Linked DNA regions of Homo sapiens: region 2 is linked to region 1. Evidence: chromatin contacts called from ENCODE Hi-C or POLR2A ChIA-PET data. All regions are on one chromosome and are shown on one strand. Each heading gives the region's core, a stretch centred on a gene start or an enhancer-like site at or near the end of the contact. The rest is flanking DNA. Distances are from core to core; before and after follow the strand shown.

Region 1 (5,823 bases), core at 2,339-4,838:
ACACCCGGCTAATTTTTTGTATTTTTAGTAGAGATGGGGTTTCACCATGTTGGCCAGGATGGTCTCGAATTCCTGACTTCATGATCTGCCCGCCTCGGCCTCCCAAAGTGCTGGGATCACAGTCATGAGCCACTGCACCCGACCTCTTTTTTTTTTTTAATTATTATTTTTTGAGGCAGGGCATGGTGGCTCACACTTGTAATCCCAGCACTTTGGGAGGCCAAGGCAGGCTGATCACCAGAGGTCAGGGCTTACCACCAGAGGTCAGGAGTTCGAGACCACCCTGGCCAACATGGTGAAACACCCGAAAGATATTATTTTTAATATCTTTCGTTAAGGCAGCTAATAACCTTTCTTTTTATTTATTTTAGAGACGGGGTCTTACTCTTGCCCAGGGTGGTGTGAAGTGGTGCAATCATAGCTCACTGTGGCCTCAAACTACTGGGCTCAAGCTATTCTCCTGCCTTAGCTGAGACTACATGTGCACACTACCATGCCTGGCTAATTTTAAAACTTTTTGTAGAGGCAAGTTCTCACTATGTTGCCCAGGTTGGTCTTGAATTACTGGCTTCAAGCAGTCCTCCTGTCTCAGCCTCCTAGAGTGCTGGGATTATAGGCATGAGCCACTGTGCCCAGCCACCCTGCCATCCTTTTTTTTTTTTTTTTCTTTTTTTGAAACAGTATCTCGCCCTGTTGCCCAGGCTGGAGTACAGTGGCACGATCTCGGCCCACTGCAACCTCCGCCTCCCAGGCTCAAGCCATTCTCCTGCCTCAGCCTTCCAAGTAGCTGGGATTACAGGCACATGCTACCACGCCCGGCAAATTTTTTTTTTTTTTTTTTTTTTTTTTTTTTTTTTTTTGAGACGGAGTCTCACATGTCGCCCAGGCTGGAGTGCAGTGGCACAATCTCGGCTCACTGCAAGCTCTGCCTCCCGGGTTCACGCCATTCTCCCGCCTCAGCCTCCCAAATAGCTGGGACTACAGGCGCCCGCCACCACTCCCAGCTAATTTTTTCTATTTTTTAGTAGAGACGGGGTTTCACCGTGTTAGCCAGGATGGTCTCGATCTCCTGATCTCATGATCCGCCTGCCTCGGCCTCCCAGAGTGCTGGGATTACAGGCGTGAGCCACTGCGCCTGGCCTAATTTTTGTATTTTTAGTAGAGACGGGGTTTTGCCATGTTGGCCAGGCTGGTCTTGAACTCCTGACCTCAGATTATCTGCCTGTCTCAGCCTCCCAAAGTGCTGAGATTACAGGCGTGAGCCACTGCACCAGCCCACCCTGTCTTTCTTACTCCTTAAAGTAGGGGGCAAACATGGTGGTTGTTATAATCCATATAAAACTATACCCTGGACCCCCACGGTGGTTGTTATGGTCCATATAATACTATAGCCTAGAGCCCCATTCAGTCCCTTACCCAAAGTCACAAAGTTATTGAGGACCCGGGCCTCCTGACCCTTAGTCCCTCGGCTTCTTTGGCTTAAGAAGGATGTTAGGGGGAGGTGTCTGTGGTGAAACCTGCCCAGGCCTCCCTGGCCTTGTTCTGGGTTGGTGGTCATCCTTTTCCCTCTGCCCTCCAGCTTGTCTTTAACCGAACTGTCACACTGAAGGAAGACCCAGGAAAGGTGTGAGCTGGAAGCACTGAACCTACCTCATCCTCCTGGAGGGTGTGGCTACCCTCGCCACCCCAAATTCCATGTCAATAAAGAACAGCTAAATTCTCCTAGAGTCTGTGTGTTATCTCTGCACTTCTAGCATCTGAAGGCCCTGAAGACATGCTGGTGGTGGTGGTATGATTGGGGGATGGAGATGTGCCTTTTGCACATTTTGTCTGTGAGAATGGACTTTCCCAGAACAGAGTGGTACTGACAGCTTTGAAAGCACCGGTGCACTTTTTGGTGCTTAAAGGCAGGGGCCTGGGTAGGATTCATACCCTCCGCACCTGGTCTGAGAGAATGGAGGGCCCTGGGGTGTTTGTCCATGGTTAGGACCCCTGTGCCAGAGGGATCTAAAAGGTTTGTTTCTGCTGGTGTGGAGAGGCCTAGCTCCCAGTCTGATCATTCAGCATATAATTTTTTTTTTTTTTTTTTGATACGGAGTTCCACTCTAGCCCAGGCTGGAGTGCAGTGGCTCAATCTTGGCTCACTGCAACCTCTGCCTCCCGGGTTCAAGCGATTCTCGTGCCTCAGCCTCCCAAGTAGCTGGGATTACAGGCGGGCGCCACCACTCCTGAATAATTTTTGTAATTTCAGTAGAGACGGGGTTTTGCCAAATTGGCCAGACTGGTCTGGAACTCCTGACCCCAGGTGATCTGCCCGCCTCGGCCTCCCAAAGTGCTGGGATTGCAGGCGTGAGCCACTGCGCCCAATCAGCCTATAATTCTTTTTTATTTTTGAGACGGAGTCTCACTCTTGTCCCCCAAGCTGCAGTGCAATGGTGTGATCTCAGCTCACTGCAACCTCTGCCTCCCAGGTTCAAGCAGTTTTCCTGCCTCAGCCTCTTAAGTAGCTGGGATCACAGGCATGCACCACCACACTCGGCTAATTTTGTATTTTTAGTAGAGACGGGGTTCACCATGTTGGCCAGGCTGGTCTCAAACTCCTGACCTCAGGTGATTCACCCGCCTCGGTCTCCCAAAGTGTTGGGATTACAGACTTCAGCCACCGTGCCCGGCCCATTCGGCATATAATTTTTGAGTGCCTACTACGTGCCAGGCAAAGTGAGATGGGGCATACGTGCTGTGGTGGCCTTCCAAGTTCACGGGAGGGGAAATGGGTGACCAAGCACTGTATGGGAGCGGTCTCCCTGGGGCCTGTGCAAGACTGGAAGAGGTTCCTGACCCAGCCTGGGCCTCAGAAAACATTACTCTAACGAAGTGACTTCTGAAGGGAATCACGAAAGACTACGGGGAGTTTGCCAGGATAAGAGGAACAAGGGCAAAAGCTCCGAGGCAAAAAGAGTCTACAGCAGGCTGGAAGCCCTCTGGGGGCAGTGTAGGCTGCTGCTGAGGCCCGAGTGTGCCTGCAGCTTTAACGCCTTCCACATTTTCCCTGTATACAAACACTAGGCTACCCGGGGGCCCGCTTTAAGGTGGACCCAACTGCGGAAGGCTGAACTCAGATGGCAGCAGACAGCGGGAGTACCAGATGCTGACTCCTCCAGGAGGTGAGCAACCTAGAGGCTTCCCAGGCAGGGCACGGCTGGGGACGCCAGGCCCAGGACAGAAGTTTGTGGGGTCCACCTTAAGCGAGAGGCCGAGCCTGGCCAGGCCCCGCCCCGCGTGGGCGTGCTCGACCAAAGGAGGCTCTGGCGGGCGACGGAAGGTGGGTCCAAAGAGCTAGCTTGGAGCCCTAGCCTTCCGAGACTCCACTACTAGGCCAAGCCACGGCCCTAGCTCCGCCCCACATGGAGAGGCGTCCATGGGCGGAGCGAGCCGCTCCATACCCTAGGATCCACTATCCGCTCTAGCGGCCAGAAGCGCGGCCACCTTCCCCTGCTGAAGCGTTCACTTTAATTTTGGCCGGTAGGCAGTCCCAGATCTCGCGGGATCCGACGCCCCGATTATCGCGAGAGGAGCAATCGGCTCCTATTGGCTGTGAGGGTTGAATGTAAGATGGCGCCCAGGGAGCTGTGAGGAGAAAACCCTGTCGGTCTTGGAGCGACGACGGCAGAACCAGGGTCCCTGGCGGTGCGGCGGGGCCGGCGGGTGCAGCGGAGGCGGCGGCGGCGGCGGCAGTGACGTCGCCGGGTGAGGGCTCCAGTGCGGGTGGGGATGCGGCGAAGCTGTAGGCCTGAGACGGGGGGCCCACCCCACACAACGGCGGGCGGGGGCGGGCGGGCCACTACCGCTGGGCCCTGGAGAGTTCGGGGCGGCTCCGGAGCCGAAAACGTTCCTGGGCTAGCGCACCCCGCCCTGTGGATGGGGGAGGGGTGGCCCGGGGATTTGGGTGGGCGCGGCGCGAGATGGCGCGCCGGTGCGGGCGCGCGGCTGAGCCTGTTTTTACGCGCGCGCGCTGTGCGGCTCTCGGTGCGCGTGGCCGCCGACGTGCGCGTTCCCGGCCCGGATATCTCTGCTCTAGGAGCTGTGGCCCGTGGGCAACCGCGGCTTTCTGGAGCGCGCGCCCGTGACGACCCCCAGTTTTGGGGCGCGCGCTCTGATATCGGGTGGCGGTGCTGCCTCGAGAGCGCGCAGGAGGCTTCTGCTGAGCAGAGGGCCGGCCGCGGCTCGTTGCGCTGGGAAGGTTGAGGATTGGGTCCTTTCTGGTCTGGTGACGTTCCCGGGCATCCGTGGCCTCGGCCTGGAGAGAAACCAACCAGCTTTGCTGTCTGGCTTGCGGTTCCGCTCCTCTGTGAGGGGGGCGAGATTGCCCGTTCTCCTCGAAGAATGCCGTTACTTGAGGCCCAAGTACGGTGCGGGTGCTTGGGTAGGGTGTTTCTCTGCTTCGGAAACCAAGCCCTCTTGGTTTGAGAGGGCAGTGAGCCCCTTCGGATTTCCTCACCTTGTACTGGGCTTTCTGCCGGGCAGGGAAGGTTAATATTAGAAGGCCCTTGAGTGGTACCTGCTTATCTTTCATTAGAAACTAATACGTCCATAAGCGTAATTCATACACGTCACCTCTGTGCGCTCCGGAAGGGAATTCGCTTATGTGGCCCATGTGAACTCCGAGCTCTAAAATGCCAGTTTAAATCCTTAAACGCAGCTTTTCTTTTGCGTAAGTGGGAGGGGCTTACTTTATTATATTAAAGGCCCACCTTTGCCTCAGCCAAAAAGTTGGCCTTAAACAAAATGGAACAACCTGAGAATCAGTGCTTTACCTTTTTTGAAATTGCAGAAATCCCAGCAGAAATTACTAAAATCTGATAGTGTATCACTGTAAAAGTCACTTTTGGTGTAGGATTTCAGTCCTTTTCAGCTCTTTTTTTGACCCTGCCGCTGTGTTTTGGTGTCAAGGAAGTTCTAGGTTTGTTCTAGAGAAATAGGCACCTCTTTTTTCTAATACAAAACATCTGCTAGTTTGATTTACAGTCTTGCTCAATTAAGCTTAAGGAATAGGAAGCTAAGAGGAAGTAAAATTAGCCATCAAATTTGATAATGGTGGGGTAGTTCTTTCTAATGTACTGTATTGTTTTTAAGAACAAAGTTAAAATTATTAATAAAAAGAGGCTGAGGATGGAAGGAACTTTTTTGTTCTATCTTCTTCAGAATATTAGAAGTCTTAAGAACTCAGGACAAGCAGCAGAAATACATGCAACATGGTGACTGGTGAGTTAAAATTGTTCATATCCTGGAAGTATCTGTGCACAGTTTTTTTTCTGGTAATACTGAAGCATTACAAATCCTGTCAATTCTGGGTGCTGTCTTCCAGAAACTATTAGGTGCTGTAAAATGAAGATGTGGGAGAACGGCATCTTTGAATTCAGCCACAGTTCGCTACTTGCTCAGTTTTCTCCTCTTAGGATATAAGTCAGTGGAACCCGCAGATTTAAGCGTTTGCAGGCTCAGCTTTTAAACGGACCTAAATGGTTCAAAGAAAAGCTGTAAAGTTTTTCTAGGATACACTTAAAATTTTGACTTTTTTTTTTTTTTTGAGACGGAGTCTCACTCTGTCACCCAGGCTGGAGTGCAGGGGTGTGATCTCGGCTCACTGCAACCTCCGCCTCCCTGGTTGAAGCGATTCTCCTGCCTCAGTTTCCCAAGTAACTGGGATTACAGGCATGCAGCACCACACCTGGCTAATTTTTTGTATTTGTAGTATAGACGGGGTTTCACCATGTTGATCAGACTGGTCTCGAACTCCTGACCTCGTGATCCACCCGCCCTCGG
Region 2 (5,592 bases), core at 358-2,857, 630 kb before region 1:
GGTAGTACTCGTATTGGCTCCCTTCTCCCAGTCCTCTACAGACACGATGGTGGTTTTGCAGAAGAAGCAGTCCTTGTTGTTCATCAGGTGCTGGTTGATACAGGCTCTACAACAGGGGAGGGGATGAGGACTGCCCTGCATGTACCTACTGCTCTCCCCACCACCAAGCTGTGGGGCCCACTTACTTGCAGGACTTGTGGCCACAGGGCTGGAACACAGCAGAGATGGGGTGGGCATAGCAGATGGGGCAGAGGTCCTCCTCACTGGTGGGCTGCAGGGAGGAGAGTGAAGGGTGGGCTGGAGTTGGATGCCTGGCTATGTGGATGTCCGTTGTGCCTGTGTAGGAGTGCACACATATTCAAGTGGCATGGACCTGTGCACCGTGTTCCCACTCACCAGGGAGGCAGCTGCTGCCTGGGCAGATGCAGAGGTCAGGTGCGCCAGCATCTGTTCCACTTGGGCCAGCTCATCGGCACTGATATAATCCGCATCTGGGGAGTGGTAGGTAGTGTCAAGTCAGAGGTAGCTGAGGATGTGATGCCTCTTGAATATTCCCAGCCTAGGACTTTGCTGTTCTTAAGGCTCCTGACCCGACCCAGCCCCAGATTTCCCTGACCTGCCCCACCAGCCCACTCACAGCTCTGCAGGGAGAAGCGCTTCCGGTCAGGGGCTGGCAGAGCAGTGCCAGGTGCTGGGGGCTCTGGCTGTCCCAGGAGATAGCATATTGAGCGTAGCTGGAAGCAGGGATCTGCCAGGAGCACTGATGTGGCTTGCTCTCTCCTAGGTAGGGGAGGGTGCAAGGGCAGTCAGAAGGCTTGGGGCCTGGCTAAAAGTCTCTCTTGGGATTGCCAATGAGGAGTGCCATGGCTCGTACATGATCACCCCCCCTGCATCCTTTCCGTCTCCCTGCTTCCCAAACCCCAAGTCCTGTATTCTAGTAAGGTGCCACACAGCCTGTTTTTTTTTTTTTTTTCTTGAGACGAGTCTCGCTCTGTTGCCCAGGCTGGAGTGCGATGGCACGATCTCGGCTCACTGCAACCTCCACCTCCCGGGTTCAAGTGATTCTCCTGCTTTAGCCTCCCGAGTAGCTGGAATTGCAGACGCCCACCACCACGCCCGGCTAATTGTTGTATTTTTAGTAGAGACAGGGTTTCACCAGGTTGGCCAGGCTGGTCTCGAATTCCTGACCTCAGGTGATCCACCTGCCTTGGCTTCCCAAAGTGCTGGGATTACAGGCGTGAGCCACCGCGCCCGGCCTGGGGTACCACTTTAAGAAGGCTCAGGCGAACCACCTTAAGATAGTGAGAGTCTGCCTGCCCCATAATATTATCAGTCCTTCAAAGTCACTTCAAATAAACACTAACAGCAGCTTGGAGACATTCTTCCAGACTCCCCCTTTTACTCCCCGAGGAAAAACGAGCGGCGGAGAGCTGCCAGCCAAAGGCTGACGGGGACTTTGGGGTTGGCCTTGCTCCCCATCTGGCGGTCATGCGGGGCCATTGGGCACAAAGGGATGTAGCCGCCCCGCCTCCTCAAACGGGAACCAATAGGAGCCCGGGCCCCGCCCCTGGGGGGAGTATTTAGGAGCCGATCAGGAACTCGCTTGGAGAGGGCTAGCGAAGCCGAAGGGAGCGCGGCTAAGAGTGCCGCACCGCCTCACAACCTGGGAACCGGAGAGTAGGGGCCGTCGGCTGGCAAGAACCCGCCGTGCCTCCTCGGCAAGGGCCATCCGGTGCCACCCATGTCGCACTAGAGCAGAAGAGGGTGAGTCCTGGAACTGCAACCTGCACAGAGCTGCTCTGTACTGTCCCTGGTGGTCGCCGCCATGACCTGGTTGGTGCTGCTGGGGACACTGCTCTGCATGCTGCGCGTTGGGTTAGGCACCCCGGACTCCGAGGGTTTCCCGCCCCGTGCGCTCCACAACTGCCCCTACAAATGTATCTGCGCTGCCGACCTGCTAAGCTGCACTGGCCTAGGGCTGCAGGACGTGCCAGCCGAGTTACCTGCCGCTACTGCGGACCTCGACCTGAGCCACAACGCGCTCCAGCGCCTGCGCCCCGGCTGGTTGGCGCCCCTCTTCCAGCTGCGCGCCCTGCACCTAGACCACAACGAACTAGATGCGCTGGGTCGCGGCGTCTTCGTCAACGCCAGCGGCCTGAGGCTGCTCGATCTATCATCTAACACGTTGCGGGCGCTTGGCCGCCACGACCTCGACGGGCTGGGGGCGCTGGAGAAGCTGCTTCTGTTCAATAACCGCTTGGTGCACTTGGACGAGCATGCCTTCCACGGCCTGCGCGCGCTCAGCCATCTCTACCTGGGCTGCAACGAACTCGCCTCGTTCTCCTTCGACCACCTGCACGGTCTGAGCGCCACCCACCTGCTTACTCTGGACCTCTCCTCCAACCGGCTGGGACACATCTCCGTACCTGAGCTGGCCGCGCTGCCGGCCTTCCTCAAGAACGGCCTCTACTTGCACAACAACCCTTTGCCTTGCGACTGCCGCCTCTACCACCTGCTACAGCGCTGGCACCAGCGGGGCCTGAGCGCCGTGCGCGACTTTGCGCGCGAGTACGTATGCTTGGCCTTCAAGGTACCCGCGTCCCGCGTGCGCTTCTTCCAGCACAGCCGCGTCTTTGAGAACTGCTCGTCGGCCCCAGCTCTTGGCCTAGAGCGGCCGGAAGAGCACCTGTACGCGCTGGTGGGTCGGTCCCTGAGGCTTTACTGCAACACCAGCGTCCCGGCCATGCGCATTGCCTGGGTTTCGCCGCAGCAGGAGCTTCTCAGGGCGCCAGGATCCCGCGATGGCAGCATCGCGGTGCTGGCCGACGGCAGCTTGGCCATAGGCAACGTACAGGAGCAGCATGCGGGACTCTTCGTGTGCCTGGCCACTGGGCCCCGCCTGCACCACAACCAGACGCACGAGTACAACGTGAGCGTGCACTTTCCGCGCCCAGAGCCCGAGGCTTTCAACACAGGCTTCACCACACTGCTGGGCTGTGCCGTGGGCCTTGTGCTCGTGCTGCTCTACCTGTTCGCCCCACCCTGCCGCTGCTGCCGCCGTGCCTGCCGCTGCCGCCGCTGGCCCCAAACACCCAGCCCGCTCCAAGAGCTGAGCGCACAGTCCTCAGTACTCAGCACCACACCGCCAGACGCACCCAGCCGCAAGGCCAGCGTCCACAAGCACGTAGTCTTTCTGGAGCCAGGCCGGAGGGGCCTCAATGGCCGCGTGCAGCTGGCAGTAGCTGAGGAATTCGATCTCTACAACCCTGGAGGCCTGCAGCTGAAGGCTGGCTCTGAGTCCGCCAGCTCCATAGGCTCCGAGGGTCCCATGACAACCTAGACTGCCCAGGGCTCCCCCACCCAGGCCCCCACCCTCTTGCTGCTCGCCCTGCTCCCTGCTTCGGTCCAGAGAACTGGCAGATACTGGTGGGAAGCACTGTGCCTGGCCCCCCAGCTTCCTGTATGGGCCTCGAAACACAATGGGCCTTCTCGCTCACTGGTAGAGACAGGGGTTGTGGTCCCCAACCTGCCTTCTGCTCTGCCCCTGCACAGGACCCAAAGGCCCCAGGCCCTGCAAGGTGTGCTAGTTCCTGCTTTCCCGCGGACTTCCTAGTGCCCAAATGCCCTGTGAGGCTGAGAGACCCAGGCCCCTGTGGCTTTCAACACAGCACAGCTGTGGAAGTGGCTGTGTTCTTCTACAGCCTGTGGAAGAACCCCTGTAGCAGAGCCTCCCGTCCACCCTCAGGGGCTGAGACAGCTCTCGAGGAGTGGTGCTCAAGAGCTGACGCAGGGCCACCTCCCCTTCCCAAGGGGGTGGGAGGGAGTGGGCCCACAGGGAAAAGAAGGCGGCTCTGAAGGAAGATCTCGCCCACACCCCAGGACAGAAAGAGGAAACAAGCCCGCCCTCTGGTGAAATGGGACTCCCTCCATCCACCAACACCCAACCTCCTGAAAGCTTCACAACTTCACGCAGAGTCCGGTGGGCAGGCACCAGGCAGGAAAGGCTCCTCAAGAGGTTCCTGGTGGTCTGGCCTAAGCCCCAGCCAGAGGCCCTGCTCTCTCTGGCCTGGGGCATCCACCCGTTGTTCTGAAGGCAGAGCCCATTCTGTGGGCTCACAAGACACAGTGAAGGGGATCATGGCCTGCACCCCTGCTTTTCAGCAGTAAAAAGCCCGAAAAGCCTGGCGAGCATGGCCGAGCTGGGAGGGCCGAGCCGGAACTCCACGTCCCTCGAGAGCAGGAGCCTCTTAAGGGCTGGCACTGGTCTCAGCCTAATGGCTGAGGCGGTACCCTGGCTTCATATGCATCTCACTGCTCCCACTGCAGGGGGGCAGGGAAGGGGGGTCTGGGAGCCCTTCATGTGTGGGGGCCGAGCTGGGGGCCCCCATGGCCATCCTGGACCTCGCTGCTCCAGAGTTTAATAAAGGTAGCACATGCTTATTGCTAGAGCCTTTGCAGACAATGGCGGTCCTCCGTGTGTTCAGCTCTCCTGGCGGCCTGGCCCTGTCCACCACAGGACGGCACACCCTCCGGAGTCCTGCCTCCCATGCCTGGCCTGAGGCATGGCCACAAGCCAGTGGCTCTGTGGGCCAGGGCCACCTGTCCTGCTGGGGTCCCAGATTCTCCTACTTAGAGCAGCTCCGTCTGCCCCCTATTTAGGCCGTTCACACCTCACCACCTTCCCTCTGCCTCAAAACCTGATGCTGAGGTCCATTTTCCAGATGAGGAAACTGAAGTACCAGGAGGCCCTGTCCAGCCCCTCCTCACCAGACACACCCAACTCCCACAGGGGCCCACGGTCCCCAACACTCACTCTGAGGCTGGGCCACGCACCAGGAGCTGCACCAGGATGCCCGTCACTGCCACCAGAATGGGATAGTGGTCCACGCTCTCTAGGCCTGAGGGGAAGGGGAGGAAAGAGATGAGCCACCCACATGCTCCTGCTTCAAGGGCTCCAGGCCTGCCCACTGCCCTCTCTACAGAAGGGTGAGCCGAGACTGCAGAGCACCAAGTCTGGCTGTCCGGGGGCAGAATGTGGAATCAGGCCTCACTGTTCCTAGCAGAGGAACCGAGGCCTGTAGTGTGTTGGGGTGCAGGGCATCTAGGTCCTCACCAGGCAGCCGTAGGGTGACCACACGATCAAACAGGTTCCTCTCAGCTGTCACCCGGTTCAGCACCTGGTTTAGCAGCTGTGAGGGGAGCAGGAGTCCATTGGTGGATGGGGAGCGTCATCAATGGGGCATCCCCAGGGTCCCACCCTTGTTGCCCAGATGGCCACACCTGTGCAAGACGCCGCAGCAGCATCTCAGAGGTAGGCCGGGTCCAGTCAAGGAATATCTCAGGCACCAGTGTGATAGTCATCTCCAAGACACGCAGCAGGCTGACCGAGAGGTCAAAGCAGGTGGCACATACCTTGAGCTGCCGGCTGTCCACAAAGTTCCGCTCCAGGCGCTCAGCAGCCTGCTGGATCTGAGCCACCAACACGTGGGCATGCAGTGGTCAGCACCTGGCTCTAGCCCAGGACCAGGCCTCATCCCTTGCACCACCCTAACCCACGAGGCCCCACCACAGCCCACCTCTTGGATCATGCCA

Evidence for each region. A loop is a pair of places that touch in the nucleus more often than their neighbours do. ChIA-PET counts read pairs that join two places held with the same protein, here RNA polymerase II (POLR2A). Pooled maps may share reads with other maps.
Region 2: a pooled map shows a loop between it and region 1 (5-fold over the local background). The contact joins the promoter of AMIGO3 here to the promoter of QRICH1 in region 1. A Hi-C loop is called at or near these places in 9 of 50 pooled maps. POLR2A ChIA-PET finds 5 or more read pairs at or near these places in 2 of 52 experiments (PC-9 and WTC11).

What each region holds. Positions count from the first base shown.
Region 1 is chr3:49,091,836-49,097,658 of GRCh38, reverse strand. It overlaps QRICH1 (glutamine rich 1), which reads left to right and starts at 3,588. Exons shown (of 10, transcript NM_198880.3): 1 at 3,588-3,747. QARS1 (glutaminyl-tRNA synthetase 1) reads left to right here. Exons shown (of 24, transcript NM_005051.3): 24 at 1,580-1,727. The coding sequence ends at 1,630. RefSeq lists enhancers at 3,014-3,353, 3,464-3,583, 3,952-4,464 and a silencer at 3,704-3,953.
Region 2 is chr3:49,715,699-49,721,290 of GRCh38, reverse strand. It overlaps AMIGO3 (adhesion molecule with Ig like domain 3), which reads left to right and starts at 1,607. Exons shown (of 1, transcript NM_198722.3): 1 at 1,607-4,462. The coding sequence starts at 1,826. The coding sequence ends at 3,340. It overlaps RNF123 (ring finger protein 123), which reads right to left. Exons shown (of 39, transcript NM_022064.5): 32 at 5,577-5,592; 33 at 5,281-5,469; 34 at 5,114-5,189; 35 at 4,814-4,898; 36 at 638-780; 37 at 397-491; 38 at 186-271; 39 at 1-106. It overlaps GMPPB (GDP-mannose pyrophosphorylase B), which reads left to right. Exons shown (of 9, transcript NM_021971.4): 9 at 1-1,375. RefSeq lists a silencer at 71-248 and enhancers at 1,243-1,472, 2,243-2,352, 1,834-2,641, 3,687-4,187.